3 separate regions of the Mus musculus genome follow, and all the other regions are linked to region 2. A link is a loop called in an ENCODE intact Hi-C map of the cell type or tissue named here. Cell type or tissue: left cerebral cortex. All regions are shown on one strand. Region 1 holds the start of Gpcpd1 (glycerophosphocholine phosphodiesterase 1). Region 2 holds the start of Gm38455 (a long non-coding RNA gene). Region 3 holds the start of Chgb (chromogranin B).

The links. Hi-C counts contacts between places; a loop is a spot of excess contacts. Peaks named below come from ENCODE experiments on the same cell type or tissue, not always from the same donor. Only the 100,000 strongest peaks of a DNase experiment are listed, where the experiment ranks them.
Region 1: a loop joins it to region 2, with 4 times the contacts of the local background. A loop is called at or near these places in 15 of 42 quality-filtered maps.
Region 3: a loop joins it to region 2, with 2.8 times the contacts of the local background. A loop is called at or near these places in 6 of 42 quality-filtered maps.

What each region holds. Positions count from the first base shown.
Region 1 is chr2:132,575,062-132,583,061 of GRCm38, forward strand. It overlaps Gpcpd1 (glycerophosphocholine phosphodiesterase 1), which reads right to left and starts at 3,187. Exons shown (of 20, transcript NM_028802.3): 1 at 3,007-3,187. In left cerebral cortex, CTCF peaks have their summits at 923 and 3,084; DNase peaks (open chromatin) are centred at 946, 1,813, 2,704, 3,192 and 2 more places; H3K4me3 peaks cover 3,647 bases; H3K27ac peaks cover 4,569 bases.
Region 2 is chr2:132,697,513-132,705,512 of GRCm38, forward strand. All of the region lies in intron 2 of Shld1 (shieldin complex subunit 1), which reads left to right. It overlaps Gm38455 (a long non-coding RNA gene), which reads right to left and starts at 1,172. Exons shown (of 2, transcript XR_375002.3): 1 at 964-1,172. In left cerebral cortex, CTCF peaks have their summits at 1,687 (motif pointing left) and 4,102 (motif pointing left); DNase peaks (open chromatin) are centred at 4,103 and 7,962; H3K4me3 peaks cover 327 bases; H3K27ac peaks cover 2,807 bases.
Region 3 is chr2:132,777,681-132,785,680 of GRCm38, forward strand. Chgb (chromogranin B) reads left to right here and starts at 3,962. Exons shown (of 5, transcript NM_007694.5): 1 at 3,962-4,102. The coding sequence starts at 4,054. In left cerebral cortex, a CTCF peak has its summit at 3,906; DNase peaks (open chromatin) are centred at 4,002 and 6,488; H3K4me3 peaks cover 4,159 bases; H3K27ac peaks cover 4,571 bases.

The DNA of each region.
Region 1 (8,000 bases), 120 kb before region 2:
CTTCCATTTAACAGACCCAAATCTAACCAAAAAAGCTTTAAAGTTACTGAATGAATTTAAATGTTGTTTTGTTTCTTGAGACAGGGTTTCTCTTTGTAGCCCTGGCTGAATCTATAGACCAAGCTAGTCTCAAACTCAGAGATCTGCTTGCGTTAGCCTCTGAGATTAGAGGTGCCCACCACTACTATCCAGCACACTGAAATAATTTTAAGAGACAGACTAAACCCATAACTCAGCAACTGACTGAATAACCAACTTCAATTTCTCTTTGTGTTTTAAGAGAGAAAAGGGGAAAGGGAGGGAGGACCAAGGTACACACATGACGGTCAGAGGCAACTTGCAGGAGTTGGTTCTCTCCTCCCATGAACGGTCCTGGGGATCACACAGGCTCTCAGCAGTGAGGCCCTCAGGCCTCTCAGCAAGCTTCCTTTTCTGGTGAGTCTAACCAGCCTATAAATCTTACACTGTAATCTGAACTTTCACCCAGTGTTTACAATTCTAAACTAAGGTCAAGCTCATCTACAAGACTTCAGAATTGGTATTCAGCTAACTACTCGTTGGCTATAACCAATTCAATCAAATGTAAGTGATGTCACATGTAATTATTTCCATGTACTCACACTAACAGTGAGTACAAATTTAGCTCTAAACATCTACTTCATTAGACAACCAGGAACAGTCTGGATATTTAATAAAAGAGAAAACAGCCAAGTTTTCTATCTCTACAGTTGCGAGATCGCGCTGACAACTCAGCAGTAACAGCTGCAGCTGGTGCACTACACAGAGACAAACACATGGAAACACAGAACAGTCCAGGAGACAAGTGCCATCGTCCACTTGAATTGTCAAAAGTCAGCAATCTAGTTCAATTCTCACCCCTCAAAAACTGTAGCACCATACCAAGCAAACCTGGGAAGGCGCTGTGCTGGCAGCTCACTTGACCATGGACAGAGGCCAAAATTTTGGTGCAGGACAGCTTCAGCACCCAACCGCCTCCAAAACAGCAGTAACAGTGTTTTAGAAAGTACCTGTTCTACTGAGGATCTCAAAGTTTACATCTACCTTTATTCTTCTGCTAAACAAACAAAAATATCCCAACTTGGATGAAGGAGGTCTTTCAGATACACATAAAAGGTAAGAGTAAAAACTGCTAGTAACTGCACACCCGGCTGAGACAGATAACCAGCTCACCTACCGCCTCACTACGGAGTTTGTTGTTTTGGCTTTGGTAATTCCTTTCCCAATGCAATTCCCAATTTGTACTACCTAAAGATATATACTACACAGCACGTTTAGGTAAATTTGAGCTGTTAATTTAATTTGCTTACTTATTTTTGAGGCTGGATCTCACTTCAACGCCCTGGCTGTTTTTTTGGTTTTTTTTGTTTTTTGTTTTTTTGTTTAAAAAAAAAGTGTGCATTGCAGCCTGTGTCTGGCCCATTTGAAGTTTGTTAAAAGACTCAAGGAGTTTTTAAATGTCACCCACCATAACTTACTGACATCAAAACTTTTCACAGTTCCTCCTGACAAAAAAGTTTATTCTTTTTTGCTGAATGTTTTCAACTGTGGACCTAGCTAGTTTCAGACCTAGCTGGTTTATCAGCTTGAGAAACATACTGGAAATTTAAGCTAACCCCAAAGGGACAGAAACATTTAGCTTACAGCTGAACTGAAAGTGGGTATTTTTAGCTAAAGCACATATTTCTGGCCAAAAAAGAACATCTGTGTTTTCCTTTAAAACTTTTCAAAGAAAAAAAAAGCTGTTTCTAATTCTCCTCGATTCTAGCAGATTCTCAGAATATCCTATAATTAAGAAGCAGGTTAAGTGACCACACTGATGTCTGCCCGTGTTAGTGGGGGGATCACTATGGCCCCATTTCTCAGACCTCCATATACTTTCAGCTAATATTTTAATCAAACATATGCAGACAAGAATGGGTTTTTCATTAAGCAAAGGCATTAGCCTTTGGACAGTCCTTAAGCCAAATTAACATCTCATCATCTTTAGACATGCAGTGGGATTTTTTACAAATGCTTTTCATTTCGTGTTGATATCATTTTCATATGCATTTATTACACGTTTTTATTATATACAAATAGTTGACTCACCCACCAACTTTTTATACACACCAAATATTATTCAGTTTTCTTGTGTTTACCAGTTCTCCGGGTGCAAATTTCCTGTATCTCTCTTTACAGATTTAAATTTTGTTTAGAACACTGATTTCCCCTAGTATGTAAGCCACTGCATGGGGTTTACCAGTTTTATTTTGTGCTGTGTGTTTCTAGAACACTGAGCAATTTGGGAGAGAGGGGAGGCTGACAGCTTGTATTTATTCTTTTCCTTATTGTGTTAGAAATGTAGCAGGCAGCAGCTTGAAGGGCAGAGTTAAGTGGGCAGGAGACCCAGAGTGGCAGGGGACAGGAGTATAAGAGGGGACTCTAGACCCGACCATGCTTGCTGCTTGCAGAGTCAGAGAATCGCTAGAAACCGGCAAACTCCAGGCTTCCAAGCCCTCGGGCTTCTGGCCGGACCCGGCAGATGAAGCAGCACGGGGCAGCCACTGCCTCCAAGCCGGCGACGCCAAGGGGACCGCAGCCCTAAAACGTCACCGAGGGCACGGACGAGGAGCTACACAAAGCCCTGGGTTCCCCCCGCCCGGCTGTACTGTCACCCGGAGTTTCTTTCGCGGGCACTAATTTCTAGGCACTTTGGGGAAAGAAGCAGCTGTCAAAACCGCGCGAGTCACCAGTGCGGGCGCGAGGTGACTGAGGGGGCGCGGAGGAAGGGAGGCACCGAGGGCTTGGGCTCCAGCTCCGCCGTTTTCTTTGTTCCCCTATTCTCCGCCCGGGATTTCCGTGGCTGTCCTGGGTCACGCCGCTCAGTGGGACCGCAGCCGCGCGTGGCAGCCGGGGTTCCAGCCGCACCGCGGCTCCGGAACACCAGGCCGCCCGCCCGCCCGCCCCTCCGCGTGAGCGCCCGCCCGCACCGCCGGCCCCCCTCACCTGCCGCTCCGGGCCGCGCCGAGAGCCTGGGCCGCGGCCGACGGAGCCGAGCGTCAGCGCCTCGCCAGCGCTCCCTTAGGTGGCCCGAGGAAGCAAGGAGCCCAGTTACAGCCGCCTCTCAAACCGGTTTCAGCTGCCCTAGACTAAACTGCCAGCCCACCCCGCGGGGCGGGGTCGAAGGGCGGCGGGGCGGGGCCTGACGTCACGCCCGGTCCGGTCCTGGCCAATCGGCGGCCGCGCGCCGGGGGGCGGGCTGCGTGTTCCTGGAAGGGCTGCCCAGAGACCTGAGGTGGCCCGACAGCCTTAGCCCATCTGGCTGGGGTCAGCTGAGGTACTGAAGGTCAAGGTGGTGCGCCTGTAATCCCAGTGTTGGGGAGGTTGAGCCAGGCAAGTAGACTCGAGTTCGAGGCCAGCCAAGGCTATAAAGTGAGATCCTGTCTCAAAAAAGAGAGCTGAGGGAGCCTGATGTTTTCTGGAAACTGCATTCCTTAGGAAACAATCACAGACTAAATCCTTAAAGCTAAAACAAGGAGCTCAGAACAGCTCAGTGGATAAAGGCATTGACCACATTTGAAGATCTGAGTTCACCCACTGGAATCTACATGGTGAGAGAGACCAGACTCCTGTTGACTTCTAGAAGCCTGCTGTCACAAACCCCAAATAAATAAAATAAGTCAATAAATAAATAAAACCAAACTAGAGTTGTTCTTTGCTTTCTAAAACTACCCTTCCTCTTCTTCCTCCTCCTCCCCTCTCTCCTCTTCCTCTTCCTCCTCTTCTATCTCTGTGTGTGCCTCCAACCCTAAATCAGCCCAAGATCAACCACTAGGTAACTTCTAACACAACATTATGTAATCGGGTTTCACTTCAATTGAGATAGTGAGCATCAAGCAGAATCACCTTTTCGTATTGAAGGTCCACTGCTCTACATCTGCTAATTGCTCGCTGTGACTTCATTTCTCTGCTGTTAGTCATACTTAAGTGGTGTTTTTCAAGAGTCTACTTCCTTTGAATGTTTTTAGTATATCTCATCATTTAGTCAAACTACCATTTGTGCAATATTTATGGTTCGGGATGGTAGATCTAACTCATGCCCCTCCCTAAATCCTCTTAAAATATCAAAAGATCTGCACCTGATACAGATCTGTAATCCTAGAATCTCAGAGGTTAAATCAAGGTTGATATGAGTTGGAGGCTTGCCTGCCTGCGTAATGGGTACTAGACCAGCAACAGCTTACATTACAAGACATTGTCTCAAAACAACAATAAAAGTATGGTTGACCCAACGTATCCTTGAGTTCCACATTGGCAGATTCAAGCAATCACAGGCGAGAAATGGGGGGAAAAATGTATTCGTATTAACATATAAACGAGGGGGAGAGGGATTTAAAAATAAAGGCATATGCTGGGTGGGAAAGATAGCTCAGTAGTTAAGAGTGCTTATTCTTGCAGAAGACCTGGAATTGGTTCCCAGCACCCACATGGCAGCTCACAACTTTCCATAATTTCAGTGTAGGGACTTCAATGTCCTGTTCTGTCCCCGAAGGGCACCAGTCCCATATGTGGTGCATACATACATACACATACATACATACCACACATACATACAAAATAAACTTAAAATAACCCCTAAAGTAAGGGGTATGCATTGCTTATATGAAGATAGTATATTAATCATATAAGAAACCTGAACATTTTGGAATCCTAGTTGAGCTCTGTAACCAACCCCCTACAGATTCTGGGAGATAACTTGAATCCACACTTGAAGGATGGCCTATGGCCAGAAACAGAGGTTTCTACAAGATAACTAGCTAGTAACAAGAGATGATTTACAAAGAAACCTGAATCCATGAAAGTCGAAAAGGGAAGTGTTTACTGTGCATGCCTAGAAACTCTGAGAGCAACCCCTCTATCAGTCGTGGGACTGGTTCTGCCACCACAGCTCCTAAAGGAGGGCTGGGCAAGCCGTGTGTCCCCTCCTCTGGCTCCTGCTCTGTACATGGGATGTTATGGGATGTTATGGTTCCTCGAACATATCGTTAATGAGGTTAATCTGAGAACTAACTTTATTATTACCAGAAGGGCACTGAGTATTTTAAACTTCACAGAAACCCTTAGCATGTGCCATCTCACTGGATTCTGAGACGTATTCTTGGTTGTCTGGGATAAGCACACGATCTCATTTTCTAAGTTTTTAAATGTGTTCATGGGAAAGGTTCCCAGTCTAAGAGCTCAGCCTAGATGTGTGTTCTGCCCGTTACTGCCTGTGACATTATGAATATAAATCTTCAGCAAATGACTCGTTACTACTAATGGACTTTGACAGAGAATTCCAGGGAGCCCACTTACTTTCTGAATTTTAAATTTCCAAGAGGTAAAGTTAGGCTGTTTGATGCTAAAACTGCTCCAGTTCCGGTTTACTGAAATTAGTTTTATTTGATTCAATTTCTCATATGCATTTTAACACAATTACTTAGCAGATGGTGCTTTTTAGGAAACAGCCCACTGGTTATCGCTCCCACCATTGCATATTGCTTTGTGGCCACGATGTTGCTGGATTTAATATTACAAGTCTGAACTTTTGTTACAAATAATGTTTCTTTGGAGGAGGGCGTGTAGCTTTTTTTTTTTTTCTCCCTTGGTAGTTGTAGCTATTATCAGCTTTGTTTCCTGCACATTTTTTCCTTAGAAGTACTATGGCTTAGATGAAAGGCCGATACGTGTCTTGTGTCCCACATTCTACTCTAGCTTCACCATCAGCATCTTTACCATTCTCGGTGATATCAGTTGTGTGGTTTGTATACCTTGTGGTAGCCCAAAGAGTCCTAAATCATAGCCTGGACTCTGTCGTGCACCATGTAGGTCACAGCCTCCTGAACTTCCACTTATGACCTCTCTCTACTTGAAAGCTTTACAAGGCCTTGAGTATATCGCTCTAGAAAAAAAAACGTGAGCACGTTCTGCCAACGTGTAGGGAGGTGAGGCGTCCTGCCGCATACTCCCACTAACCACAGAGCCACCCGCCCATGACTTTCCTCTAGGAAGGTCTGTATCCCCTTAAACTGTGAGCCACAATAAGTCCCTCCCTCCTAAATAAAATAAGATAGATATACAAATCAAATATTTATCAAAGTAACCCTTTGGTATTCATATAGTTTTACTATTTATTCAAGACAAATGAAAATTTATTTTTACACAGATTTAATCTCGAGCTGAGTATACTTTAATGCTTTTAATCCCAGCATCCCAGAGGCAGGAGGATCTTTGTACATTTGAAGCCAGCCTGGCCTACATAGAAAATTCCAGGATAGTCAGGACTATATTTAAAAAAAACAAACTCAAAGAATTCAATCTTGGCCAGGCCTGATAGCACAATCCTAGCTACTTGGGAGGTTGAGGCAGGAGGATGACTGGTTTAAGGCCTGCCAGGGCTGTAAAATAAGTTCAGGACCAGCTTGAGCAAGTCCTTGTCTCTAAAGACTTCAGGAGACCCAGCTTAGTGGTGGAGTGCTTTCCTGACACATGCAAAAGCTTTAGGTTCAACTCCCAGTACCACAAATAAATAGCTAAAGGGAGGCTTGGCTGATTCTGAAACCATGGGATATAGAGTACCTTAACATTTCTCAGAGTTTATTGATATTTTAATTTTATAATTGCCAATCTGAGAATATTTTTCTTTGCATGTATATATGTGTGCTGTGTGTGATATGTGGGGGGGAGGGGGAGAGCGTATCATAGCACATGTGTTATGTCTCTCTGCTACTAAACTGTGTACTCCAGGCTAGCTGACCATAAACTTCTCTGCTATTTTCCTTTTGCCTCCTGCCTCTCCTAAGGAGTACTAGGAATACAGATGCTGACTACCCATCTGGTTTTAACAAAACAAAGATAAAACATCAATATCTCATCAAGGTTGCCAGGCTTGTGCAAGTCCATGGACCTACCAGCCCCAGTCCCAATATGATTAGATTGGTGGGACACTCCTGTAAGCCCAGGTCATGGCCAAAGATCAGAAATTCAAGGCCATTACTGGCTACAAAGGTGTTATAGGAGATCTTGTCTCAGAAAAAAAAAAGTGTTAACAGTTCAGCAACAGTGTTTGCTTCACATGCACAAGACCCTGGCTTCAACTCCCAGATCTTTTGGGGGAAACAGTTCTTAAATGATTCAACGGTTGACTAGCTATCTTTTTTTTTAATGGAAAATACTGATAACTTCCCACAAAATGAGCTACTGTTTTCAGGATATATCCTGCCTGTGAACAAAAGAACTCTTAAGAGTGCTGTTACCATGCACTGGGTTTAAATACCCAGTTGCCAACTGCAGCCTGGCGGCCAGCCAAAGCAAGCTGGGACTGGACTCGGGGAGGCAGGACTTCTTGGCAGACATGGTGCATTAATTATGTGCATGCTTTTGATGAGAAGATTAGAGGCCTTGTTTCTGCACTCTGTCTACTCCTGACTTGCAGATTCACACCCCTCCTTTATTATTTTACCTATAAAACATAGATGGGAGTGAGAGATGACAGGGCAGGTGTTTATCTGTCGTGTCTGCAGCTGGGCCCTCCTAGAGTCAGTCTGCCAGAGCAGGACCCAGGGCATGTACCATCATACCCAGTATCATGTCTGGTACATAGCAGCTATAAACACACGTACAGAGAACAGTAAAAAGCTCAGAAGTGTTCTGTGTCAATTCGGGCTGTCATTTTATTATTTATTATTAATGTTAAAGTAATGGTGACTTGATCTACTGTCTGTCTTTCTTCCCTCTTTTTTCTCTTTCTTTCTTTCTTTCTTTCTTCCTTCCTTTCTTTCTTTCTTTCTTTCTTTCTTTCTTTCTTTCTTTCTTTCTCTTTTTCTTTGTTAGTCCCTTGAGACAGGGTCTCACTAGGAACCTTGACTAACCCAGAACTTGCTATGTAGAGCAGACTGGACTGGAACTCATGGTGAGTCACTTGCCTCTCTCCCATCAGTGCAGAGATTAAAAGGCTTGCT
Region 2 (8,000 bases):
TGTCTTCCTACAGTGCAAGGAAAAGCCTTGACTGGTGTAGTCCAACAGACACCCAGGCCAAACTCCCAAGAGGCAGTAAGGGAGGATGAGTTATTGTGCACTCTGTAGATGCTGTGCCATAGGCATTTATACACATTCGTGTGTGTGTGTGTGTGTGTGTGTGTGTGTGTGCGCGTGTGTGTGTCTGTGTCTCATCTGTGCTGTGTCTGTGTGTGTGTGTTGCTGTTGCTCCCAGACAGCAACCCCAGGGCTTCCAGCGTGCTGGACAATGCCGTAGCACTGTGCACCCCCCGCATGTTGTGCCTATTGATTCTTAGAGCCACCCCCAAAGAAGTCCATACTGTTCTGACCTCTGTGTGACCCCTGAGGAAGCAGCCTTGGAAAGGCTGATGTGTTCAGGTTTGGTCTCAGGAGTGCTAAAAAGACTCAACCCTGGGTCAGGTTGACTTCAAAGGCAGGACTTTAAAGGCAAACTCGAGGTCTGCAAGGACGGTAAAGTGCTAAGCCTAGAGCACTCGCAGTCACCCCTGCCCAGCCCCCTCCTGCCAACTGCACTCCAAGATCAGTACGTCTCAGGGGCCAGCCATGCCACCCAACTCACTTGAGACACAGATACACACGCATAGACACGAACACAAATACACATGCACAGACACAAACACACACATATACACTCACAGACACAGAGACACACAGACACATAGACATCCATACACTCTCACACACACACACACACACACACACACACACTCACACACACTCACACACACTCTCACATACATCACTACCCTTCCTAACCCTGTGCAGCGGAAGAAGCAACCGGCAGCCATCTTCAGAACAGCTGCAGAGAAGACGTCAGAGCCACCGTCTTCGGTGGAAAGCAGGAAAGCAACAGAAACTCGGACTCTAGCTGTTTGCTGGAGTGAATGAAACCCTTCTTTTCCCCAGAAGACATTTTCTCACCTGCCTCTAGGATGCTCTGTTGGCTTTGCCCTTTGAAGTGGAGCCTGGGTTCCAGCCCAGGACTTTGTATTTTAGACACGCGTCACCACTAAGCTGTGCAAACAGTGTCTTCCCTGAGCTGCTGACGTGCTGCAGAGTCCAGCTTCCTGGAGCATAGCCTTTCAGGGTAAATGCTTTTGGATTCGCTTCTGGCTTCCCTGTGCTTGACTGGCAGGCGCCCCACAGCTGCTGTTTAGCTAACTTAGGCCTTGACCTGTGCGTAGATTCTCAGGGCAGCACCTGGTATATAGTAGGTGGTCAGTTAAGGCTGATAGACTGAATAATGAAACCTGTTAAGATTTAAAAGAAAGAGGGGCTGGAGAGATGGTTCAGTGGTTAAGAGCACTGGCTGCTTTTCTGGGGAGTTAGGTTTGATTCCCAGCATCCACATGGCAGCTTGCAGCTGTCTATAACTCCAGGACCAGGGGATCCCACATCCTCTTCTGTCCTCTGTGGCCACCGCATGCACTTGGTGCATAGATGTATGTAGGCAAAACAGCCATACACATAAAATGAGAATTGATTTTATTTTATTTTTTAAGATTTAAGGGAGCTGGAGAGATGGCGCAGCAGTTAAGGTTACTGACTGCTCTTCCAGAGGTCCTAAGTTAAATTCCCAGTAACCCTGTGGTGGCTCACAACTATCCGTAATAGGATCTGATGCCCTCTTCTGGTGTGTCTGAAGACAGCTAAAGTGTACATAAAATAAATACATTTTAAAAATTTTTTAAAAGATTTAAGGATAGAAAGTATTGGTCATGAGTGCCTTTCTCATAAATTTGTGATTTTTATTTTGACACATTCAGGCTGTGTTTGGTCTCACCTATGAGGGTGGATGACAAAGTCCACAAGTTAAAAGTGTGCACGTTTACACAGGCTCTGCACATTTATTTAAACCTTATTTAGAAAGGGACTAGTCCACACTTCTCTGTGCACCCCTACTCACTTTTTTCCTTGAAAAGGGAATACTTGAGGTTGAAATGGTGGTGTATTCCTGTGCACCGGAGGTGTACCCTTGGGAAGCTAGGGGGCAGGGGGGGAAGGAGAACTAAGAGGAGGAGGATTTTGAGACTAGTTTCAACTGCATAGTGAGTTCAAGGCCAGCATGGACTATATAGTGAGACACCTCCAAGGTCAGGGTGTTTGCTGTTAAGTCTGATCCCAGGAGCTCACACAGTGCAAGGAGAGAACCAACTCCATAAATAAATGTAATTAATATATAAACAAAAGAAAATATGGAAACAGGAAGAGCAGGGTAGGAAATGGAACAGCTTTAAAGTTGTATCATGTGACTGAGTGGACTATACTGATCTGTATGCGTTCCTAAAAGAGAATATACTTACTTATTTACTTTGAGGCAAGGTCTTATTGTATATCCCTGGCTGTCTGGGAACTCATTATGTAAACAGGGCTGGCCTTGAACACACAGAGATCTGTTTCCTCAGTGCTTGGGTTAAAGACTCATGCCCCGCTGGACTGCTTCTTTGAAATAGTAGCATCTCATTGTGTTGCCTCTGTTGGTCCTGAGCTCAAAATCTACTGTGCCCAGCCTCCCAAATGCTGTGCTTATAGGTTTGTGACATCATGCCTGAGGGAATTGTTTCCGTCATTATGTGTGCTTGTCTAAGTGTGTGCATGGATATGTGAGTGTAGGTGCCTGAAGTTACAGGTGGTTGTGGGCTGCCTGGTGGGGGGGGGGGCCTCTGCAAGGAGCTCTAATCACTGAACCATCTTTCTACCCTAGGAATTGCTTCTCAATTCAGCAAATATTACTTAATAAGAGTACATAAAATTATAGACAAGGATATTTATTCCCAAAGATAATTTTTAAAGTTTGTCTGTCTGTCTGTCTTTCTTTTTTCTCTTTCTCTCTTTCTCTCTCTCTCTCTCTCTCTCTCTCTCTCTCTCTCTCTTTCTTTCTTTCTTTCTTTCTACAAGATCTTATTATGTAGCTTTGGCTGTACTGAAACACAAAATATAGTCCAGGCTGACCTTGAACTCACAGAGATTTGCCTGCCTCTAGCTCCTAAGTGCTACTTCTGCTTAGGCTTCTGAAACTGTAAGCCAGCCCTAATTAAGTGTTTTCCTTATTAAAGAGTGCCGGGTATGGTGGTGCAAACTTTTAGTCCCAACACTCAGGAGGTAGAGGCAGGCAGATCTCTTGTGATTTGAGCCTATCCTGGTCTACATAAGCAAGTTCCAGGACAGCCAGGGCTATTACACAGAGGGACTGTCTTGAAAAAAGGCAAAAAGTGGTGTGTGTGTGTGTGTGTGTGTGTGTGTGTGTGTGTGGTGTGTGGGCATGGTGTCTTTTCACAGCAATAGAAACTCAAAGACCAATGTTTTCTCAAGAGCAACACCCAAGGTTATCCTCTGGCATTCCTGGTGTGTGTGTGTGTGTTGCTTGCTGTCCTTCCCACTCCTGCCCCCACAGTTGTGCTCCCCAGCTTTCGGTCTGCTGCAAAGCCTTGGGGTAGCCTGTGTGAGCAGGTGGGAGTCAAAGGCAGGTAGAGCTCTGATCTCAAGTCTAGCCTGGTATAAATTGTTAGACTACGCGTCACAAATAACTAAGTCCTCACTTCTGTGTGCGATCCAAGGATCAAAGTCAGTTGGCCAGGTTTTCATAACCAGCACTTGCACTGCTGGTCAATCACATCTGCCTGCAGGGATTTTCTCTAACATAACTGCTTCTATCACATACCAGCCCTTTGGGTCTTTTCCTACTAATAAAATGATAACATTTAGTGGCAGGTAGTTTCTTCCCAGCATGTCATATAAGTTGGTGTTTCCAAGAACTTACTTTCTCATCTTTTTCTAAAATTTTATTTTTTGAGATCCAATCTTGCTTTGTAGCTCAAGCCAGCTTTAAACTCACATTCCCCTTACCTCTGGGGAATTACAAATGCGAGCCACCAAGCCTTCACAAAAATGGTTTGGAAAGTGAGGATTGAGAATTTAAGTTAAGCACGGTATAGAATATGAAGTCGAAGAATTCATCTATGAGCAATGCAGGCTCTCTTGGGTTGAGGGTGGACTGGCTACAATTACTCCCCAGTTTTTATACAGTAATAGCAAGTGCCGAGTTTGCTTCTGCTGCCCTCTTGTGGCTGCTGCTGCCCACAGATTTCTGAGGGCCGGTGGGGCGTGAAATGTGAGTTAAACCTTTTGTCATTCATTCTCTGCTTTGATTAAGATGACAACCGCACCCTCCCACACCCCACCCCCTCACACACACCCCACCCCTGCCATCACCCAGACAGACACAAGCACCATTTGGGTGGAACTCAAGACTCGGGGCACATGTGAAGCAAGAGCTCAGCCTTGAGCTACACACTGCACACCCAGCCCCTCTCTTTATAGAAGCTGTCTACTGGGGTAGAATTAAACATTTTTAGAGACTCCTTTTTTGAAATGAGGTCTTAGGCTGGAACTTGAGCAGCTAATTTGTCACTGTCCCCAATGTCAGCTGTGTTCACTATGCATGTGCGATGTGGTCTAAGAGCATGTTCATGGCATTGTCCATGCATTTACCTATAAGGCTTAGACTTTTTCTTTGGGAAAGACCAAAGGATGTACACTTTCATCTGTTGATAAGATGATGGCATTAAAAAAATCCCCACCCTCCTTTCCCTTCCCAATAATGGGGGTTGACCTTGGGCCTAGTGCATGTTGGGTGAGCACCCCTCAGGCCATTATCCTCTGCCCACCCTCATCCTTTATTTTAATTTCAAGACAAAGCCTCACTAGATTGCCCAGGCTGGCACAGACCTGTTCTAGCGCCCTGGCAGGCCTTGATCTGGGCTTCTTCCTGACTCATTCTCTCTGATACCCAGGATTACAGACCTGATACCAAGCTTCCCGCCCCCGGTGCTGGGGGTTGGACGGGAGGCCTTATGCATAGCAAGTTTCTATCCTGAAGCTCCTTCCAGCGGGTGCTTCTTCCTCTCCCTCCTGACTCCAGACTCACTAAGCATCTGAGCCTGACTTTAAACTCCTCACCCCCCTGCTTCCACCTCCGAAGTACTGAGATCCCAAGTCCACGCTGCCATGCCTTCCTAAATCTAAGAGTTCTTTTCTTTGGAGACATTTTTAATTTTCTAATTATGTATATATGTGCAGGTCAGAAGAGGGTATTAGATCCCCTGGAACTGGAGTTACAGGAGGTTGTGAGCTGCCTGACGTGGGTGCTGGGAGCTGAACTCAGGTCCTCTGCAAGAGTAGCACACATTCTTAACCACGGAGCCATGTCTCCAACCCCCAATCTAAGAAGTCTTAAAGCCACGACTTCCATTTCCTTTTGAGTTCAAGGGCAGCCTGGGCTGTACAGGAAGACCCTCTTAGCACACTAGAATAAACAACGAAGACTGGGTTGAGGGAAAGGTTGCGTGGAGAGCAGAGCTTGACCCCAGCAGCCTTGTAAAAAGCAGAGCGGCCACATTCACCAGTAACCTGGGTTGTGGGAGGAGGTCGGGGCGTGCTGGCCTGACACTGAGCAGAACAGCAAGCTCCAGGTTCTGTGTCAGGGGCTATGTCAGAGTGACAGAACAGGACATCCAGTATCCTCCTCCGGCCCCTGGAAGGGCATGCCCGTACACACCTCATACACATGAAGAAAGAACAGAAAAGAAAGAAATAAATCTCTCTAGAAGTCTTATGTTTGTCTCTATCTCCTACACTACATCGCAGGAAGCCCAGGCTAGCCTTGCATTCACTAAGTAGCTAAGGATGGCTACTTGAACTTGTACCTCTTTTTTTTTTTTTTTGGACTGGGTTTCTCTATTTTGTAGCTCTGACTATCCTAAAATTTGTTAGGGAGACCAGGCTAGCTTCGAATTTATAGAAATCCATCTGCTTTTGCCACCATGCCCAGCTGGTCTTGAACTTCCTAGTGCTGGGATCTTTTTCCAGGCTGGCCTGGAACTTCCTGTAGAGACCTGGCTGACTTCAAACTTGCTCCTCTTGTCTCAGCCTCCTCGTGTTTAGATTGCATACATCACCATGCTCAGCATGTTAATTGTTTTGGAAGAGTAAAAGAAAACTGGGGCAAACAAGACAGGAATATAAATATCTGAACTTTCTGTCAAATTTGTAATTAGACAGCCATGAGCTTAATGTGGCAGACTGATGGCTGGCCCTGATGACCTTCGTTCCTCAATGAGTGGGAGGAAGTATGGCCTTTGAGGTTTTAGGACAGTGGTTCTTAACTTGTGAGGTAAGATCCCTTTGCAGGGTGGGACAACCCTACATAGGGGTCGAATATCATATCCTGCATATCAGATATATACATTGCGACTCATAATGGAAGCAAATTACAGTTATGAAAAAGCAATGAAGATAATTATATGGTTGAGGGTCACCACAACATGTGGAGCTGTTTTACATGGTCGCAGCACTGGGAAAGCTGAGAACCACTGTTTTATCACTTTTTGCCTGGTGTTCTGAGGCAAGTTCTTAATGTCTCTAAGCTTTGTCTCTCTGTGAGTCTCAGTAACACTACCTGGTGAAGTTGGGCACAGTGGGTGAGAGAGAGCGCTCACCTCCCACACCACTAGCCTCTCAGGTAACAATCACAGTTTCCATGTGAAATGTCACCCGCAGGTTCATATGTTTTAACACTTGGTCTTTCCTAGCAGGGGTTTGAATCTTTGGTATATAAGGCCTACCTGGCTGAAAGACTTACAGCCTAACCCTACCTCAGCCTGACCCCTCTCTGCTTCCTGATGGCGGTGTCAGGAGCTGCCTCTTCAGGCTCCACCACTGACTGACCCACCTCAGCCAAAGCCTTACCCACCAAGATGATCTGTTCTGTCTAGAACAGGTGCCAGGGACCAGCCTTGGCATGGAGAGAGGTTCTGAGAGAAGGGATGACTGGAAGCATTGAAGAGAACAGCTCAAAATCTATTCTAACCTTATGAGTCAGGTATCAGTTTTGACAAACTACCTTCTAATTTATGAAGGAATTAAATTTAGCTTCAAAGAAACCAATACATATAGATATGTATGTATTCTCTCTACATGTACATATAATTATGTATAGAGAGGATATATACATTTCTACTGTTTGGTTTCTTTGAAGTTAAATTATTCTATATATAAAGGTATATTTTTCTTCTATATATAATTATATATAATGCATATATATATATATACATACATATATACATGGAAAGAAAGTGTGTGATGTGTGTGTGTGTGTTTCTAACATGAATGTCATTTAATGTATGAATGCAATGTCTGGAAAAACCAGAGAGGGTGTTGTATACCCTGAGACTCGTTTGTGAGTCTCTATGGCTGTTGGGGATTGAATTTGGATCCTTGAAAGAGGAGCCAGTGCTTTTAACCTTTGAGCCACTTCTCCAGTCCCAACAGTGGAATTATGATAGAATAATAACAGTGTAGGCCCAGGGGTTTTCATGTTCTTCTGGTTTTGAAGACAAGATCTCACTTCTGTAGCACCGGCGAGGCTATAACTCACTTTGTAGCAGAAACTGGCCTTGAATTTGCTGTAATCCTCCTGCCTATGCCTGCTGAGTGCTAGCATGAGCCACCATGCTGGCTCCCAGGTACTCTCATCTGCTTCTGACAGCATTCCTGCATCACTGCAGAGTGACTACGGGAAAGTTGACTTCAGCCATCTTGCCTGATTATAGTGTGCGGATCAGCCAAGACACCAATATTTCCTATTTATGTACAAGTCTTTGTTTTTGTGTGTCCAGTGGGTATGAACTGGGAAATGTAGGGTCAGGGAAAGCAGAGGGTGGTGGTCGTGATAGCTGTCAGCCTTTCTCTACCCTCTCTAGTAAGATGGCACGGTGTCTTTAAAGACTCGAGTTTTGTACTTTATAGTAAATGGTCTTCAAGCCTTTCTATTTTTCTTCCTTGAATTGTTTCATTCATGGTTACATTAGCCAGAAGATTTCTTGGCTGCTGGCCTGGTGCCAGGATGGCACTCACCACGTTGAGTTGGAGCTCTGCAGGGCTGAGCCTCTTCCTGGCCT
Region 3 (8,000 bases), 80 kb after region 2:
GCTCCTATATTGATGTAAAGGCATGATGTTGTTCCTGTTAAAATCCCTGCAGGGTTTTTTAAGTGAAATTTGACAATGGATTGAAAACATTGTGTGGGAGTATAAAGGACTGAGAATGGCCAGCAGCTTAAAGAGAACCACGAGATGGCCTTTACCGTCAGATAACAAGACTCACTAAAATGAGGCAGTATGGAGAGGGTGAGTCCTGGGTCAGTGAGTAAAGAGACCTGAAACAGAGTAAGCATCAGGGCCCAGGAGTCTCTAGAGAAACATCCACATACATACAAACTCTGGGTTATTTTTCAAGATGAAATTATAGGGGAGTTAGGAAAGGTCCATCTCAAAACAGGATTCCCAGGATAGGTGGGCCACGATATCATTAAAAGCTGTGTTTATATCCCCCCCTTCAGAGTTCCCATGGTTCCCTTTAGTGTTTGTCTTAGTTAATGTTCTACTGCTGAGAACAGACACCATGGCCAAGGCAATTATTATCAGGGCAACATTTAATTTGGGCTGGCTTACAGGTTCAGAGGTTCAGCACATTATCATCAAGGCAGGAACATGGCAACATCCAGGCAGGCATGGTGCAGGAGAGGTTGAGAGTTCTACATCTTCATCTGAAGACTGCTAGCAGAATACCGGCTCCCAGGCATCGAGGATGAGGGTCTTAAAGCTCACACCCATAGTGACACACCTACTCCAACAAGGCCACACCTCCTAATAGTGCCACTCCCTGGGCCAAGCATATACAAAAAAACCATCACAGTGTTCGCCCTTTTTTTCTTCTATGACAACAATGTAGATCCTGGCAGTCCGCTCTCAGCATCCTTCACCCAAGCACAGAGAGATCTAAAACTTAATGTAGAGACTGGCTCTTGGCCATGAAAGAAAAGAGCTTTCCTTCACCAAGGTCACCAAGGTTGTCTTAATGAGCAGCCAACTTAGCCCAAGGCCAACCTGAGAAGCCAAAAGATGATTTTAACATTGTTTAATCCCATGGTTTTCTAGGGAAAAAGAAGAGAGGGGAAGTATTGGAAAACCAGTGTATAAATACTTCAAGGAGAGAGCAGCTTTAAATAACTACCAATACCTGGTATATTTAAAGAGTGGCATTAACCCTGTGTTATGTCAACAATAGAGGGAGAACCTCTCTCGTAGACTGTACCTTCCCCCCTCTCTTGCTGTTTTCATTTTGGCCTAGGCTAGCCTGGAATTCACTATTGCAGTCCAGGCTGGCCTCAACTTATGCTGAGCCATCACACCAAACAATCTCCTATTTCCAATGTTCACTGTTTTCTTTTAGGCCTCAAACATTCATTTTTGATTTTTTAAAAGAATTTCAGACTTTAGAAAAATGCAAAAATGGTATGCTATTTTAGTATACAGTTCATCATAATTGCCCAAATGTTTATATATATTTTTTCTTTACTTAGCCAGGCATAGTGGTGCACATCTTTAACACCAGTACTCAGGAGGCAGAGGCAGGAGGATCTCTGTGGGTTTTAGATTGCCCTGGTTTACATAGTCTCAGGCTAGTCAGGGCTACACACAATAAAGCCCCATCTTTAAATTAAAAAAGAAAATCAAGCCAGGTGGTAGTGATGGCACACACCTTAGATTCCAGCACCCAGAAGTATCTCTGTGAGTTTGTAGCCATCTTGTTTTACAGAGAGAGAGAGAGAGAGAGAGAGAGAGAGAGAGAGAGAGAGAGAGAGAGAGAGAAAGAGAAAGAGAGAGAAAGAGAGAGAAAGAGAGAGAGTTAGAGTTCCAGGACACCAAGGAGTACATAGTGAAATCCTGTCTGGAAAAACCAATTGTATGCATGTGTGTGTGTGTGTGTGTATGTGTATGTATATTAATTTTTAAGATATGAAAGTGATTCCTTTTTTCTCTTTTCCTTATACTTTCTCACAAATTTTGAGACTAGAAACCTCAATATGCATTTCTAAAAACAATGACATTTTTTGACTATCCAAGGACCTCTCCCTGAAATCAGCAAAGACATGCCAGCACAGTTACAAGCACAGATTATAGTGGTGGGGGTTGGGGGAACAAACACAGGGTGACTCATTGAAGTGTGATGCATGGCTAAAAGCAGAACTAGAACTCAGAAGGCAGAGGCAGGTGGATTTCTGTGAGTCCAGGCCAGCCTGGTCTACACAGTGAGACCCTATCTCAATGAATACATAATTAAATACGTTTATAAAGGAGTCACTACTGAAAATGGGAATAGGGTAGTGAACTAAGGAGAGCAGCCAGTCAAAAAGAACTGGGCCATAAGGCCTGTGAGTCTTTGCAGGTCGCTTACAAAGCACTGGCCTCTCTGGTGTAATATCCTGTGTCTTCTCACACATTCTCTGCTTGTTATATGTAGCCCAGGTGGGCAAGAGTTTCCAGTCCTTCTCTGACAATAGGCTTTGTTCATTTTCATATTTTGCTTTCTTCTTTTTAAAACTTGAAAAGATGTATTTCCTTTTATGTGGATGGGTGTTTTGCCTACACATGTGTGCAGTTCCCAGAGAGGGATGTAATCTACATGCCTTTTCAAATTTTACCAGTTGTCGCAGAACTATCATTTTTAAGACTGGGGTTGATGATATAGGAGACTGGTAGAGTGCTTTCCTGGTATGCCCGTGGCTCTGTGTTCTCTCCAGCAATGTAGAAAAACATAAATGAAAAATTAAAAACATATGCTCTGAGGCTGCAGTTTGGGTAAATAACCTTCCAGGGAGAGGCATCTTTCTATGTTCTCAGCATGTGCAAAGAGAATTTGAGCCTCACTCTTTTCAGGAAAAGGAACTGAAAACTTTTATCACCTGACCAAAAAGATCTCACGTCAGGTTTCACTGGTCCTCGAAATCTGTTATCAGAGCAGATTGTGTCTCTTCTGGGCAGGACGATTGCCTGGCGCTTTTCCCCCAATTCCTTATCAGGCTAACAGAATCCATGTTGAAAATAACCTGGAAGATGCTATCATCTCCATTGCGCACATAATTTAAAATGCGTTTCTATCTCTATTTAAAAGCAAGCAAAGAAGAACAGGTTTTCAAGGATGTACTCCTTACCTCACCCCAAGCTATGCTCCTGTTGTAAAAGAGTAACTAAGGGCCAAAGGGTGACAGCTTAAATAAATGTCTATCAGAAGAGCTGGGTAAGTGACCAATCAAGAGAAAGAGGGGGAGAGGAAGGGGGCGAGGAGGGAAGGGGAGAGGAGGGAGAGGGAGATGGGAATGGAAGGGAGGGGGAGGGAGAGGGGTGGGGAGAGCGAAAGGAAAAGCACCAATTATGTGTGCTCCAAACTAAAATAGGCCTAAGCCACAGAAAGTAGTTACAGAAAAAACTGAACTTGGAAAAAATTGAGGTTAAAAGAGAGAGAGAATTTTGAAGTGTATCCTTTGGCCTGTTTGATTTTTTAAGTTCATCTGAATAAGTACGTCGGGTAGGAGATTCCATAAACAGAAGACAGAAGTGCCATAGATGGGATACACAGACACTGACCAAACATCTCAACCAAGAGCAGGTTACACATTCATGGTTGCACACTGAGGTTTACAGCCATTACTCTCTTGTTAAGGTCTAAGAACCGCCTGTGTATTTATTCCAAGCAAGGATTTTCTTCAGCTTGGCAGAGGATACAGAAAGCTGACCCCCGTCATTTACACACTTCAGAATCACAAGTATCCCACAACCCCAAACTGCAGCATCGGAGGTGTGCGCGGAGGAGCTGGAGCGCAGGCGCGACAATATGAGCCGGACCCTTGTCCCTTCTTGCCTGAGATCTACAGCACCTGGCGTCCCCGCATCCCTGCCCGTGCCTGCTGGGACCCTGCGCAAGGCCGCACACACTGGCTGTGCTTCCGCCCGCTGGCGCCGCCTCGGGGCTGCTCCGTGACGTCAGGGCTGAGCGAGGGGCGCCCCCGCCCGCCGCTCGCCCCCGGGTACTGCACCCCGCCTGCCCTTCATAAGAGCCAGGCCTGCGCCCACCGCGCCACAGCTGCTCTGCGGAGCCCGCACCCGCCGAGCTCCTCCTACACTCAGCTGGCGAGAGGCACCATGCAGCCGGCTATGCTCCTCGGCCTCCTGGGCGCAGCGGCTCTGGCCGGTGAGTGGGATTTCAGCACCCCGGACAGCTCCTAGAGCTGGCGGCACTGGGTTTCACCCTCTATCTCGCCTCTCCTCTTCCCTGTATCCCTTGCCTTGCCTGGCCTGGCTTTGAGTAGGAGAAGCAAGAGCTGTCCAGCTTTTTCCTCCTTTCCCCGCCGGGGCTGTGCAGCCCTTGGAAGCAAAGCCGCATTCTGTGTTCTCTGCAGAGATGTCAGGCTCTATACAGAGCTAGAGAGAGCCTTTGTAGCCTGACTCTCCGTGTGACTTTTCACAGCCCCGTGACCGCAGAGGGGTGGGAATGCACGCAGTTGGCCCCTGCAGAGTTTCCTCTATTATTATAAAGGCACTGAGTTAGAACTAAATCTGAGTGCATTTAAGGCATTTCCCTCAGCGTGTCATATATGTGTGTGCAGGTCTTCGTGTGTCTGTTTACAGGGTTAACATATTTACACTTTGTATTTATGTTTCTAAAGAGAGGTAATTCACATGTTAATTTATGAATGGAAGCTGTACTAGATATTTCTTTCCTTTTGTGCTCCAGAAATAAAAATAACAAGACTGTGTTACACCCATGAAATTATCTTTGGAGTAGCAAAATAAATGTTTTAGTCAATTTTGAAGAATGAAAGCAGAAGTAGTTAATATTTGACGGTTGTGTGTGGATGAGTGCGTTGCTAAGTCTCAAACTACTCTAAATTTACTCAATGGTCTCCAATAGCCTGAAAGATGTGTTTGTGTTGGGAGACTGAAAAATAAGTATAACACCAAATTACACTAGCAGCTCTTTGTCTCTGTGAATGTCCTCGGAAAAGTGTTTTGTTCTGAGACTGAGATTTCTAACTAGAATTGAGATATCCATATGTCTATATGAAATATATAGATGTATATATATATATATAATATATATATATATATGCCTTTGATTGACAGGAATCTCTCATCCAATGTTTGACAAAATGAAAGCCAATGGTAATTTATGTTATTGCATTCATAATGTTCTTATTTTTAAAAATCATTTTTATAAATAACTATTTTTTATAAATATCATATTCTTAATTTGATAAAAGGAAACAAACTGAACAACTTAGAAATTTTCAAGTCCAAAGTATTTCGGAAAGATATTGCTGAACAGGACACAATGATACATTGTACACAATGTACATTCTGTTCTAGATTACAAAACAGTAAGCCTTTTGTAAATCGTTTAACTGGTTAATTAAACTTTTTGGTGGTGGTTAAACATTTCATACCTCTTATGAAGGAATATTTAGTAGTAAAATACCGAAGCTATGCAAATCTCTTCTGTTTTAGGCAACTACTCACTCATCGTGCAGCCTACTGCTTCACTTTGACTATAACCATCTCCACTACCAATTTTAGGGCATGGTCATCACCCCAGAAACACACCATGTATCTTAGCACTCACCTCCTCATTTCCACCTCCCCAAATCTGGCAATGAGGGGATTCCAGTAGTTTGTTACTTAGTAAAATCATGGTTGAGACCCCAGGAAGTCATCTGGTTAATTTTCTACCATTTCGAGCTTCTTGAAGGAGATCCACAACTGTCTGTGTAAGTACTGTGCACCTTAAAAATTAATATGAATAAACCAAATCCATATCCATATCACATAAAAGATAAAGGTATTTTTGCTATGCAGATCCTGTTTGACTCGCAAGTTTGGTGGAATTTGGGGTGCCCATGGTTTACCAGCAAAAGAACATGCTGAGCCTACTTTGCAGCTGTGATTTTCACATGAATCAAACCTTCATAGTCTTATGGATGCTGATGCTTCAAGAGCTATTCTCAGATTTGCTATTTGATTTTTTTTTGTCATTTGATTATTTTACTTTTCCATAAGCATTAAATGTATTTCTTATTTGCTACAGAAATAAGCTAAACCAGTTTTGGGTACCTAATACATCTTTAGTCATTTCTTTGCTCTCACAGATTCTATTGGAAGAAATACATATTACTTAGCACTCTCACCAAGGCTCACAACGCAGCTCCATAAGCAAACCCTAGTTCCTTTCGATTAAGAAGAGTCTGAGGAGTCTCCCTTGGGAAAACGAGGATGCTCTATACTAGTAATTTGTAAACTGCTAATTGTCTAGGACAATGAGACATCCCTTGTCCATCAACTCTGACAAGGGTTAATAGTTTGGCAGTCTGGGTAGTTAAAGTACCCAGTTTATATTGGGAAAGAACAACAGGCAGAACTATATATGTGGATCTGCACTGCTACAGAAGGTCTGGAAAGTTGAACTTGGAAAGGGTGACTTCTCAGTCATTATGGGAGTAATTCTTCCATAGTTATTCTTTCCAGAGGATTTCACAGATTTGAGGTGGAAAAAGAGACTCGCCAAAGTGAGCGTGTTCTCAAAATAGCAGACATTGGACCATGAAAGACTGGCCCTAGGCCGGGGCTCGGTCAGGGAGTGATCACCTGCCATGTGTGAGGATCTGGGCTCAGTCTGCAGCACTAAAGAAAAGGAAAAACCACAGAACCTCCAGAGCCAGGCATAAGAACCCCGTTGGCCAGTCAGGTTTTGTTTGACCTGTCTCTGAGGAAGAACCGGAGTCTTTCTTCATAGCTTATCAAGCACTTTTTAAACATTTTTAAGTGACCCTAATAAACCTGGGTAACAGTGGGACCCTGAAAACAATTGGGGTAGATGTTTAGTAAAGTAAGCAAATGAGAGACATTCGCTCCAAGTCGCATGTATTTTTTTCCTCTGGGTTGACAGGCAGTGGGTTAGGTAGGGTGAGTAGGTGTTTGAACAGGCTTGGTTTGGAAGGAAGGTTAGGGTGCTCGTTATAAATAAATAGCTTTTGAGTAGCTTTAGTGTCTGATGCTCGAGAATTTTGCTCTTGCCCCAGCTAGGTCTTCTATTCTGGGGACCAAGGGAATCGCTCCTCTTTAAGTTTTTTTTTTTCCTAGCATAATGATTGTTTGTAGAGATAAGAGTGTTTGTAAAGGCTTTGAGCTTCTCTAGCAGAAAGGATTAAACAAAGGGAAAGCGAAAGGTAAAATAACAAAAGCAGCAATCATTGGGAGAAGGAAGATGTGGCACCGGCAAATGCTGGTCACCAGGTTATTTTCTGACCAACAAAGACACTCCAAATGCTGATTAAGGCAGGGACAGAGTCTCATAAAATCTTGAGCATTAATTTTTCCTTTGAAACATACTGTCATATACCAGTTGTTAAATGCCATCTTGGATATCCTGACCGTAACAATGTGCTGGAGAACTTGATACTTCTAGGTGTTTATACAATTGTAAACAACTCATAAAACCATCACAGTGAAAGCAGATCATGTAAGCAAAGGTCTTGTGTGAGTAATGATCTAATATCCATGGGTTTGGTAGTTGTTATTGTTGAGAGTTTTGTTGTTGTTATTTTTGTGTTTTGGAGGTTTTTTGCTTTTCTTTGTTAGTTGTTGCAGTTGTTGTTTGTTTGTTTTTGAGATAGGGTCTCTCTATGCAGTCCTGGAAGTCAGGGAGACAAAGCTGGTCTCGAATTCACTCACACCCCTGCTTCTGCCTTCTGAGTGCTGTGATTAAAGATGTGCACCACCACACCTGACTTTTAGTACCCGTGGTTTTTTTATAAGGGAGGAGATTTTCTTGGGAACTGGAGTAGTAGAGAGAGCCACAGATCTATAACCACTTGGTATAGACAGAGGGAAAGAACTGCAGAGGGCACCTGATTCTGCTTCCATTAAAAAAAATTACAATTGCACAGAATGTAGGAAACTGCAGAGTGAGTGCACAGCTTAAGACACTTTTCACAAATATAGGACGGCTGTGTAACCAGCACAATACTTGGTAAAATGCTGAAACCTAAGAAGGCCCCTCATTTGTGGTCTGGATCTGATTTCTATTGGCTGTAAGG